2 separate regions of the Homo sapiens genome follow, and region 2 is linked to region 1. The links are chromatin contacts, found by Hi-C or POLR2A ChIA-PET in ENCODE. All regions are on one chromosome and are shown on one strand. Each heading gives the region's core, a stretch centred on a gene start or an enhancer-like site at or near the end of the contact. The rest is flanking DNA. Distances are from core to core; before and after follow the strand shown. Region 1 has its middle 23 kb from the start of RNU6-1. Region 2 has its middle 93 kb from the start of PIAS1.

Region 1 (5,683 bases), core at 2,296-4,795:
CCTCCACTGTCCCCGCTTCTGCCGCTGCCCTGGTTACCAGAAGTCGTTTTGTTCAGTGGGAAGGTGGGCACAGGTCACTGCTAGGGGTGGGTACCTGAACATGCCAACCAGAGCCTCCTTTTTCCAAGATGTTTGAACATGGGTCAGATGGTCTCTCTCCAGGGCCTGACGGTGAGAGGTGCAGCCTGCAGAAGGCCTTAGCAGTGGGTGTGCAGGGGGCACCGTGAGAGTGGGCAGACCAGGCTGTCTGAGCAAGGACTCAACACACCTCTGAGGTCCCGCTGCATGCTCAGCATGGGTCCCGGGACACATGCCAGGGCCTTCTTAACACATTTCTTGTTTCCTTTAGATTGTCCAAATTGGGTTTCTGTCACCTGTAACCAAAGATCCTTGCTGACACAGCCCCTGAGTTGGTCAGACTCAGGAGAGGGACATTTAAACTAAGAGAGGCTCACCTATAGATCAGGAAGCCAACTGACTCATTTCCCGTGAGAAGTGTCACGGCTCAGTGGGTCAGCCTTTCACATCATTACTGCCGGTGTCTCCTTTCCCTGGAGAAAAGCCATCTGGATTGACAACTGGCCTCTTGGAGCAGGCCCCAGGCCCAGCAAGGATCTATAGCTAGAGGCATCAAGCAAGGACTGCCCAAGGGTCCAAAAACTGTTTCTGTTAAGGTCCAGACAGTGAATATTGTAGACTTTGCAGTCTCTGTTGAAACCATTCAACTCTACCACTGCAGTGTGAAAACAGCCACAGACAGCACATAAATACATGAGCATAGCTGTGTTCCAATAAAACTTTACTTATAAACATTGAAATTTGAATTTCATACAGTTTTCATGTGTCCTGATGTATTACTCTCTCTTTTTTCTTTTTTGAGACGGAGTCTTGCTCTGTTGCCCAGGCTGGAGTGCAGTGGCGCAATCTCAGCTTACTGCAACCTCTGCCTCCTGAGTTCAAGTGATTCTCCTGCCTCAGCCTCCTGAATAGCTGGAATGACAGGCACACACCACCACACCTAGCTAATTTTTGTATTTTTAGTAGAGACAGGGTTTTGCCATGTTGGCCAGGCTGGTCTGGAACTACTGACCTCAGGTGATCCACCCGCCTCGGCCTCCCAAAGTGCTAGGATTACAGGCGTGGGCCACAATGCCTGGCCAATATATTACTCTTCTTTCAACTTTTTTAAGAACATTAAAGCCATTCTTAGCTCTCAGACCAAGCAGAAACCAGTGGTGAGGGACCAGATTTAGCTTTGCAGCCTGTAGTCTGCCTGCTGTTGGCCTAGGGCATGAACACGTATGCTGAGAAAGAAGATGGTTGACAAGGAGGCTGGACAACTGGGTCCATGGGCCAGGCCAGGGACACTTCTGGGGCTGCTATGCAGGCTTGTCACTCTAGCTGCTTCTTCTCTAGCCATTCAGATCACCCTCTTCAGTCTACACCCTCCTGAAGAAGAAGCTCAGGACCCATGAGTGGGCTTAAGTGCTTGGAAATGATGACATGTCTAGTCTTGCCTTCCAAAATTTAGCCTTGGACTGCCTTGATGCAGCCGCTCCTGACGCTTCTAGGGGCAGCTGTCCTGCCCCTATCCCCTGTGAAAAGCAGATTATGAAAGCCCACTCATCCCACCCCACACAACCCAGGACCCAGAGGCCAGGGAGAGAATAGGCTGGCTGCAGCCGCTGACTCATGCCCTGGCATGAAGGCATGAACTTGTTCGAGAGGGATCTTAAAAGATACAGTAGGAAGCTGCAGTTACAAGTGGGCTCTGTGGCTGGGTGTGGTAGCTCACACCTGTAATCTCAGCACTTTGGGAGGCCGAGGCAGGTGGATCACTTGAGGTCAGGAGTTCAAGACCAGCCTGGCCAATATGGTGAAAACCTATCTTTACTAAAAATACAAAAACCAGCAAGGTGTGGAGGCATGTGCCTGTAGTCCCAGCTACTCGGGAGACTGAGGCAGGAGAATTGCTTGAACCCGGGAGGTGGAGGTTGCAGTGAGCCGAGATTGTGCCACTGCACTCCAGCCTGGGGAACAGAGTGAGACTCTATCTCAAAAAAAAAAAAAAAAAAAAGTGAACTCTGTGACTGGAAGGTTGAGTAGATTCAGGGACCAGGGTAGTTGTAGGAGGCCAGATGTCAGTTGAAGTTGGGGGAATGGAGATTGGTGGAAGAGATAACAGTGGGTATCCTGGAGACAGAGATTGACCGACTGACTGGCTGAAAGAGAGACAGACACAGCAGGTGAATCCCAGACCTGCCTTGTTTCTGGCCCTTCCTGAGGCTTGACTAGGGGGTCTTCACTGTAACTTCATAGCCCCCTTCCCCTATACCTGGGGTAATCTGGGTAATCCCAATGCTTCTCCAATACGTTCTATCAAACCAGAAGCTGTGGAGCAGGTAATTTCTTTCTATTTATTTATTTTTGGATTGGTATAAATTTATGGGATACAAGTATAATTTTGTTACATGCACAGAATTCGTAGTGGTGATGTCAGGCTTTCAGGGTATCCATCACCCAAATAACATACATTGTACCCATTAAGTGAATTCTCATCATCCATCCCCACATCCCCTTCTCTGCGTCCACTATCATTCATACTCACACCCATATGTATACATTATTTAGTTCCCACTTATGAGTGAGAACATGAGTATTTGTCTTTCTGTGTCTGACTTTTTTCACCTAACAACCTCCAGTTCCATCCATGCTGCTGCAGAAGACACAATTTCATTCATTTTTGTGTCTGAACACGATTCCATTGGGTATACAGATCATATTTTATTTATCCAATCATCTGTTGATGGAGACGTAGGTTGATTCCATGTCTTGGAGGACGTCATTTCCGCTGTTGGCGGAACTCATCCTGAGCTTCTGATCTTACTCTCCAAGGGAACTCTGCACTTCATGTTGGGGACTTTTTGCTGTCTTGGTGTCTGCAGGTTGGAATCTTGCTTCAGCCACAAAATTTCAGTTGGGTGGTCTGGGTCTCACTTCCCTCACCTCTTAAATGGCTGTCCTGCATCATGCACCATTTACTATGACAATGTTGACCTTTATCTGAGCCCTGTGCCTCCAGAAGGCAGCGACGATAAAGTTCTCCAACCTCTTTAAGTTCCAAGGAAAGAGCTAAGCCACAAAGGACCACCTTAAGCTCGCATCCCAAGGAAATACGGATCTCCATCCTTTCTTACTATTCCCTAAGATTCGCTGATGACTCCATTGTTTACCTGCCTCTCTAAAACCCCAGTCCCCTTTGAGATGCTCCTCATTAATGAACGTTCTCCCTATTGCAATGGCCTGAATGAAATCTTAACTGTCTGGGGCTTTTGGCGTTCACAATGACCATAATTGTGCTATTGTAAGCGTCAATCGGGGGCGCAGCCGGAGTCCCAGGTCCCAGTCCTGGCTTCCCCATGTCAGGCTTCCCCTTCGGGCCGGTTTCAGGTCTCAATTGGGAGCTCCCTAAGGGCCCCTGGCTTAGAATATGTGTGAGTGGCAACCCAGTCCCTCAACCCCTGCGCGGGGAGCCGGGGCAGAGCGAACTGCTGTAACTTTCGCACGCCGCCACCAGAGGGCGGCGGCTCCGCGGAGGAGGGCCCCAGCCTCTGCGCCGGCTCGCGCCCGCAGTGCCTTTAAAACGTGCGTTGGAAGTAGACGCCACGCAGCCTGCTTTCCAGAGTCCCGGCGTTTCCCCTCTTCCACCGCTGCACTCCAGGGGCCTCCCTTACGCGTCCGCACGCGGCGAGTCCTTCCACTATGCAGGGCGCGCCGCAGGACTCTTGAGTGGGCGGGAAGGCTGGAAAGCCAGCCTGGAGCTTCTGGTCTCTAGTGCTGTGCAGGGCACAAGGTCCCTGCCCCTCCCGCGGCCGCTGGCCTCTCTTCTCCTTAAGCCAGGTCGAAGGATTCCTGAGGCAGCGGGAAATGGGGAGGAGGGACAGGAGTCCCAAGACCACTGTCTTGGGTGCGGGATTTAACCAGTCACACCCGTCAGCCCCTTGGAACGTCACAGTGTTCCCTTAAAGTGGGCAAGACAAGAACTGTTGCCCCGTCTGAAAGTGGGCAAACGGGCTCCCAAAGAAAAAAGTTGATTAGGAGAGCTAGTAAATGGCAGAATTAGGACAGGAACTCAGTTCTCCTAGGCCCAGACTTGGAGCTCTTGGGGTGGGGCAGCACAGAGATGGCTGTCTGCCTGGCGTAAGTAAACTGGTCCCTTCAGCAGAAACGGGCGCTGCACATCCTCTTCCCGCAGGACGGCGACCCCTGGACATCAAAATGCAGCCACTTTTGGACTCAAATTGTAGAGTTCTTTTTTGTTGTTGTTGTTATTTATGTATGTATTTATTTATTGACACGGAGTCTCGCTCTGTCACCCAGGCTGGAGTGCAGTGGCGCGATCTTGTGTCACTGCAACCTCCACCTCCCGGGTTCAAGCAATTCTCTTGCCTCAGCCTCCCGAGTAGCTGGGACTACAGGCGCCCGCCACCACGCCTGGCTAACTTTTGTATTTTTAGTCGAGACGGGGTTTCACCATGTTGATCAGGCTGGTCTCGGACTCCTGACCTCGTGATCCACCCGCTTCGGCCTCCCAAAGTGCTGGGATTACAGGCGTGAGCCACCGCACCCGGCCCAAATTGTAGAGTTCTATGTACAGCCACGTTTCCATGATCTTTTTTTGTTGTTTTTGTTTTGTTTTTGTTTGAGACACAGTCTCACTCTGTTGCTCAGGCTGGAGTGCAGTGATGCGATCTTGGCTCACCGCAACGTCCGCCTCCCAGGTTCAAGTGATTCTCTTGCCTCAGCCTCCTGAGTAGCTGGGATTACAGGCGCACACCACCACGCCTGGCTAATTTTTGTATTTTTAGTAGAGAGGAGGTTTCACCATGTTGGCCAGGCTGCTCTCGAACTCCCAGCCTCAAGCGATCCACCACCTCGGCCTTCCAAAGTGCTGGGATTACAGGTGTGAGCCACTGCGCCCGGCGTGTTTGCTTTTTAAAGTGCATATGTCTACATACACATTTTAGAGGCAAATAGAAATACAAAAGCCAAACTGTCCACAGTGGCTGTCTGTGGCAGTTGGAGTAGCAGTAATGGAAATTGCATTTTCTCTGTATTGTCCAAAATATTCACTACTAGCATATATAAATCAGAAAGAGGAGCAATGATTCAGGACTTCTGTTTGACAAAATGATAATAATAATAATTCCTCTTTAAATAATTGGAAAATACAGGCTGGATGCAGTGGCTCATGCCTGTAATCCTAGCACTTTCGGAGGCCGAGGTGGGAGGATCCCTTGAGCCCGGGAGTTTGAAACCAGCCTGGGCAACATGTCAAAACTCCATCTCTACAAAATAAAAAATAAAAATAAATAAAAATGGGAAAATAAAGAGAATGAAGAAAATAAAATTCATCAGTACCCCCTGCCAAATATTGGTATTTTTCTTTCTGGTTGGTTTCTTTCTCTACAAAATGTGAATAACGGTATTAACTGTACAGGAATGTTGTGAGGATTGAGTGAGAGAACGTATATAATAGTTAACATTCCAGAAGTGTTAGCTATTTTTATATGTAACAAAATCAGCACCAGACTGTATCTACTGTTTCTGTGCTGCCGTCTTCACAGCCAACATTGCTTCATGAACAGTTTCCCATTCAATTATGCTTTTTAAAATTGTATTT
Region 2 (5,407 bases), core at 1,887-4,386, 98 kb after region 1:
CCTCTCTTTTGGAGAGTTTGAATGTGAGTCTCAAGAGGACATCCCATGCTGAGGAGGTTGAGGCTAACCCATGCAGAGATAAGGCAGCAAGCAAGCCCTTAGGTAGAGCGAGGCTGTAGGAGGAGTAGCCGTGGAGGCAGAGTGGCTTTGTTGCCTGATGGTGAAACCTCAGAGTCAGGGGCCACTGGGCAATGCTGCCAGCATGGAGCTACAGTAATTCCAAATGACTCCTAACCATGTCCTGCTGACTTCCATGACTGTTAGAAGGAAAGTTGGTGCTGCCTAGTTGTTCCCTTGCATGTGGCTGTGTGGGCTGTTTTGGTTTATTTGTTTAAGAGGCAAACTGTGGAGAGGTAAAGAACTTTCACTTACTCTAACCAGAGTATCCTTATTTTCTAGAACACTTTTTAAAAATTTAAGCATTTGATATATGGAACCTGGTATAGATATTAAAATGCACTCAAGAGGAAACATGCTTTTGAGCTGAGGTCCTATTTTCCAGCTTCTTTTCCTTTTTTTTTTTTTTTTTGAGATGGAGTCTCACTCTGTCACCCAGGCTGGAGTGCAGTGGTGTGATCTCACCTCGCTGCAACCTCCGCCTCCCGGGTTCAAGTGATTCTCCTGCCTCAGCCTCCAGAGTAGCGGGGTTTACAGGCATGTGCCACCACATTCAGCTAACTTTTGTACTTTTAGTAGAGACGGGTTTTCACCATGTTGGTCAGGCTGGTCTCTAACTCCTGACCTCGTAATCTACCCGCCTCAGGTTCCCAAAGTGCTGGGATTACAGTCGTGAGCCACCATGCCTGGCCAGTTTCTTTTCCTTTTATTTTGGGTCTGGCAGGAGGCTTTTATATTGTCTCCCAGGTGTGAGGACTAGTCACTGTATCATGCTTGTAAAGAATGAAATGGGTTTGGAAAAAGAAAAAAAAAACAATTTCAAGTTGCTACTGGCTTTAAAAATCCTACTCAGAGTATCAGCTAGCACAGCTTTTAGATGCTCAGGTCAAGGTCATGGAATCTCTCTTTCCTCTTCTTTGCTTTCTCAACTCTTCAGGTACACACACCCCCATCCACTTCTTCCACTGACTTCTCAGACTGTCTTCCCTCCTTAACTCTTTCCATTCTCTGTGTTCTTCTGACACAATGTAATACTTCCCAGCACCAAACATTATTACACTGTGTTGATAGATAAAGAACCCAAGGTGCTGGCCTGAGAGACAGAGCCAGGCTCAGTGAGGACATTCATTGCCAGCTGTCATGGGAGAGTGGATGGAGATTGTAGCAGTGGGCTCAAGAAAGTCAGAAAACAAAGGCTTTCTAAACAAGTGGAGGAGAAATCTAGAAGTCATAAAGGAAAAATGAACACATCTGACTACATAAAATATCTTAAAACTATAAGTGGAAAAAGATACCATAAACAAAGTCAGAAGGCAAATGACAGAGTGGACAAAAATATTAGCAACACATGTAACAGATAAAAGGTAAATGTCCTTCCTATACAAAGAGTGCTCTACAGTTTAAAAAGGAAATATGAAAGGTCCAATAGAAAAATGGTTTGAGGTTTGAATAGACAATTCACAGAGGAGAAAATGCATACCTCCAGAAGACATAAAATTATGCTTAGCATTACTTTAGTCAAAGACGTATGACATAAAACAATCAGGTTTTTGTCTGTCAGATTGGATAAAACTAAAATGACAGATAAGAGTAAGAAAATGGCTGCATTGATATAGTTAGTGGAGGGTACATCACACAACCTTTTGGAATAGAGTTTGGCCATGTCAATTAACATTACCATGTGCCCTACTCAGTGATCCAGCAGATCTACTTCTAGAAATCTGGCATACAGAAAAACTCATGCACATGCATAAAGATACATGGATGAGATTTTCATTGTAGCTCTGGGATATAATAGCAAAAATGGAAAACTGAAATGTTAATAAGGGAATGTTTAAATAAACCATGCATGGTGCATGGTTAACCTAGGCAGTAGATAAAAAGAATGAGGTGGCTCTACAGACACTAACCTACAAAGATGTTCATCGTATATTAAGTGTAAAAAGCCTGTTGAAAAATTGGATAAACAGCATGAATCAATTTCTACACTTTTTTTAAAGTATGAAGAAATAGTGATTTATGGGTAGGTATGCAGGGATAAATACAGAGCAAATGGTTAACAGCAGTTTAATCTGAGAAGTGGAAAGTGGGGTCTTGTGAGACTTTGTATAGTTCTTTCTTTCTAAGCACAGTTGAGTTATGGGAGGTTTTGCTTTATGTGTTTTTCACTAACTTTCTAAAATATCTCAATGACAAAATATGGTACAATTGTAAGGACATTTGTGATAACTGATCGATCTGTTATATGCCTATTTTGCTTTAGGCACTGTACTAGAGTGATTCCACAAGCTAATTTTATCTTCATCACTCCCTATGCAATACATATTATTATTAGAACCATTTTGCAGGTGAAGAATATGAAACTTAAAGAGCTGAAGCTACTTGTACACAGACTCTGGCTGTGGTCATGGCTTATAGGCAATTTGAAGCAAAGATGTTGGCAATAATGTAACACCCAGGGTGCTATAAGGACTAGATTGAAAGTCTGCCATCTGAGGAACTCTCTTTAAAGCACATGAATAGTCCTTAAAAACTGGGTCTCAATACATCCTTCCCCAGCTGTGGTCAAGTCCCCCTTCTTTTGGCTTTTGATGTCCTGGCTTTGTAGGCTTGCTGTACTCTAGACAAGGAATGCAAATGAGTGTTGAATGAGAGTAGGGGTTTGAAGTCCCAAGCACTAGAAGGCAAATTTACCTTCCCCCACTTAATCCTGGGTAAGCAAAACTGAATGGTAGCCCAGGTATGTCAGCTGCCCTCATTCTCGGCAACACTTCCAACTCCTTTTCTGCCTCTTTCACAGGACAAATCTCCAGCTGCGAAGTCCCCAGAGACACCTTCCACAAAGCTGGCAGCCTTTGCCCAGGGCTGTGGCAATTACTCCAAATGTTGGGAGAGTCCAAACCTCCTCTTCTAACTTTGTGTATAGGGGATCTCTGTCTTCCATGCTGGGGGATGGGAGAAAGGGGTTGAGTCTGCATAGGGCTGAAGCTGCCAGCAAGAGCTGGGACCCAGGAGAGCAGGCGAGAAGGGAGGGGTCAGGGCAGCCAGAAAACTTGTGGTTCTGAAATGAATCTGCATGAGTCATTTGTTTAAAAAGGGCGGAGTTTCTGGAGCCCCCAGATAATCCTGGGGAATAGAGTAGACCAGAAAAGACAAAATACAATGAAAGGATCAAGGGACAGCTAAATGCCTGAGATAGGCCCTTGGCTTGTGCTTAAATGATCCGTGTAGGTGTGTGTGTGTGTGTGTGTGTGTGTGTGTGTGTGTGTGTGTGTTTAGTGAAGTCTGCCAAGCTCTCATGACTTGATTCAAGTATCAGGTCACCTGTCCCACCAATCAAATATCCTTATCTTTCGGTTGGAGAATCTTCCCTCCTCCCTGATTCCACTCCCCAGTGCAGGCTACCGTCCCAGCTTTGTTAGGGGATAGGCAAATTGCTCAAGATCATTCAGTCTCGCCTACCAAGTCAGGACTGCTTTCCTAGAGCAGTTAGCCCGCCTCAGCTCAGCTCAGGTGGCCTTTGGAAAATCCCTGGCTGTTACCAGATCACGGCCTTCAATTTTTTTTTTTTTAACTGCAACCCTTAGTAAGAAATACATGTTATATCATAACCCAGTTCATAGGTGTGCATGGCCACACATACACACAAACGGACACAGAAGTTTCAACAAACAGTACTTACTTAATACTTAGCCCAATTATCTGATTCTTTTCCATTCTATTCTTTAATTTTTCATTTAAAAAAAATGTTTGTAGGCCGGGTGAGGTGGCTCACGCCTGTAATCCCAGCACTTTGAGAGGCCAAGGTAGGTGGATCGCTTGAGCCCGGGAGTTTGAGATCAGCCTGGGCAACATGGTGAAACCCTGTTTCTACAAAAAAATACAAAAATTAGCCAGGTATGGCGGTGCGTGCTTGTAGTCCCAGCTCCCAGCTACTCAAGAAGCTGAGGTGGAAGGATTGCTTGAGCCCAGGAGGTTAAGGTTTTAGTGAGCCCTGATCACATCAGTGCACTCCAGCCTGGGCAACAGAGTGAGACTTTGTCTCAAACAAACAAACAAACAAACAAACAAAACGAACCAAACAAAAGTAACAACTTGCAATTCATTCAGTTAATTTCAATACCTATGGGTTAAGATGAGCGGATTGAAATACACATTCAAGCCTAATCTCTGAATTATGCAGAGATTTTGAGAATATTCCTTCATTAGCCACAGCCATGTGTGCCACACAGGAGAAACCAGGTTGACGGGCAAGTCGTGGTCCAAGGTCATCCATGGACCCTCATTGGTGAGAGATACTCCCTCACCAGAGAGTTGAGTGTATTGAGTCATATGATGAATGGGGCCACTGTAGTTTTAGAATAAAAATATGATTTATTTTCTTTCTTTCTTTCTTTTCTTTCTTTCTTTCTTTCTTTCTTTCTTTCTTTCTTTCTTTCTTTTTCTTTCTTTCTTCTTTCTTTCTTTCTTTCTTTTCTTTCTTTCTTTCTCTTTCTTTCTTCTTTCTTTCTTTCTTCCTTTTCTTTCTTTCTTCCTTTTCTTTCTTTCTTTCTTTCTTTCTTCTTTCTCTCTCTTTCTTTTTTTTCTTTTTATTTTTTTTGAGACAAAGTCTGGTTCTGTCACCTAGGCTGGAGTACAGTGGCACAATCACAGCTTAACTGCAGCCTCAACCCCTGGACTGAAGCGATCCTCCCATTTCAGCTTCCCGAATAGGTAGGACTGCAGACATGCACCAACACACCTGAATAATTTTTGTAATTTTTGTAGAGACGGGGGTCTCATCATTTGCCCAGGCTGGTCTGGAACTCTAAGGCTCAAGCGATCCACCCACCTCAGCCTCCCAAAGTTCTGGGATTACAGGCTTGAGCCACCCTGCCCAGCCAAGATTAGCTACTGAGAGCTTTCTATGTGCCAAGCATTGTTCTAAGCACTTTACACGAATTAACGTATTTAATCCTCACAATACCACCATGCCATATGTAGTATTATTAATCCCTGATGTATGGACAGTTCGGGAATTTAACATCCAGAAAATAGTTACTAAATATGGATCCAGGTATCAAAGCCAGGCAGACTGGCTCCAGAGCCCCCAGCTCTTCTGCATCACATGTACCTCCCCACTACAGCAGGCCTTCTCGGACCTTCCACGACTGGCTCACTTTGCCATCTTTTCCAAGGATAGTGTCCAGTGCTGAGCTCAGCAAGCTGTGGCCAGAATTCCACAGAGGACTTGGACTAGAGCTGGAGCTCCAGTGTGGTCACCAATCCAGGTGATCATTTCATTAGATCA

The links. Hi-C counts contacts between places; a loop is a spot of excess contacts on that map. ChIA-PET counts read pairs that join two places held with the same protein, here RNA polymerase II (POLR2A). Pooled maps may share reads with other maps.
Region 2: a loop to region 1 is called in a map of GM12878, with 4 times the contacts of the local background. The contact joins two enhancer-like sites. A Hi-C loop is called at or near these places in 9 of 168 maps with a recorded cell type or tissue (Caco-2, Calu3, GM12878 and 5 more), 13 of 37 single-sample maps with no recorded cell type and 19 of 50 pooled maps. POLR2A ChIA-PET finds 5 or more read pairs at or near these places in 5 of 52 experiments (GM12878, OCI-LY7, WTC11 and 1 more).

Annotation. Positions count from the first base shown.
Region 1 is chr15:67,860,011-67,865,693 of GRCh38, forward strand. No RefSeq gene overlaps it. Among named protein-coding and RNA genes, the nearest start is that of RNU6-1, 23 kb to the left of the region's middle. RefSeq lists enhancers at 1-212, 268-357, 2,707-2,796. Within about 2 kb of position 3,546, at least 13 of the 41 ENCODE cell types and tissues checked have a DNase peak (open chromatin) inside an H3K27ac peak, as active enhancers do; they include GM12878, where a contact is called at or near this core.
Region 2 is chr15:67,958,680-67,964,086 of GRCh38, forward strand. No RefSeq gene overlaps it. Among named protein-coding and RNA genes, the nearest start is that of PIAS1, 93 kb to the right of the region's middle. RefSeq lists enhancers at 3,047-3,096, 4,298-4,467. Within about 2 kb of position 3,137, at least 4 of the 41 ENCODE cell types and tissues checked have a DNase peak (open chromatin) inside an H3K27ac peak, as active enhancers do; they include GM12878, where a contact is called at or near this core.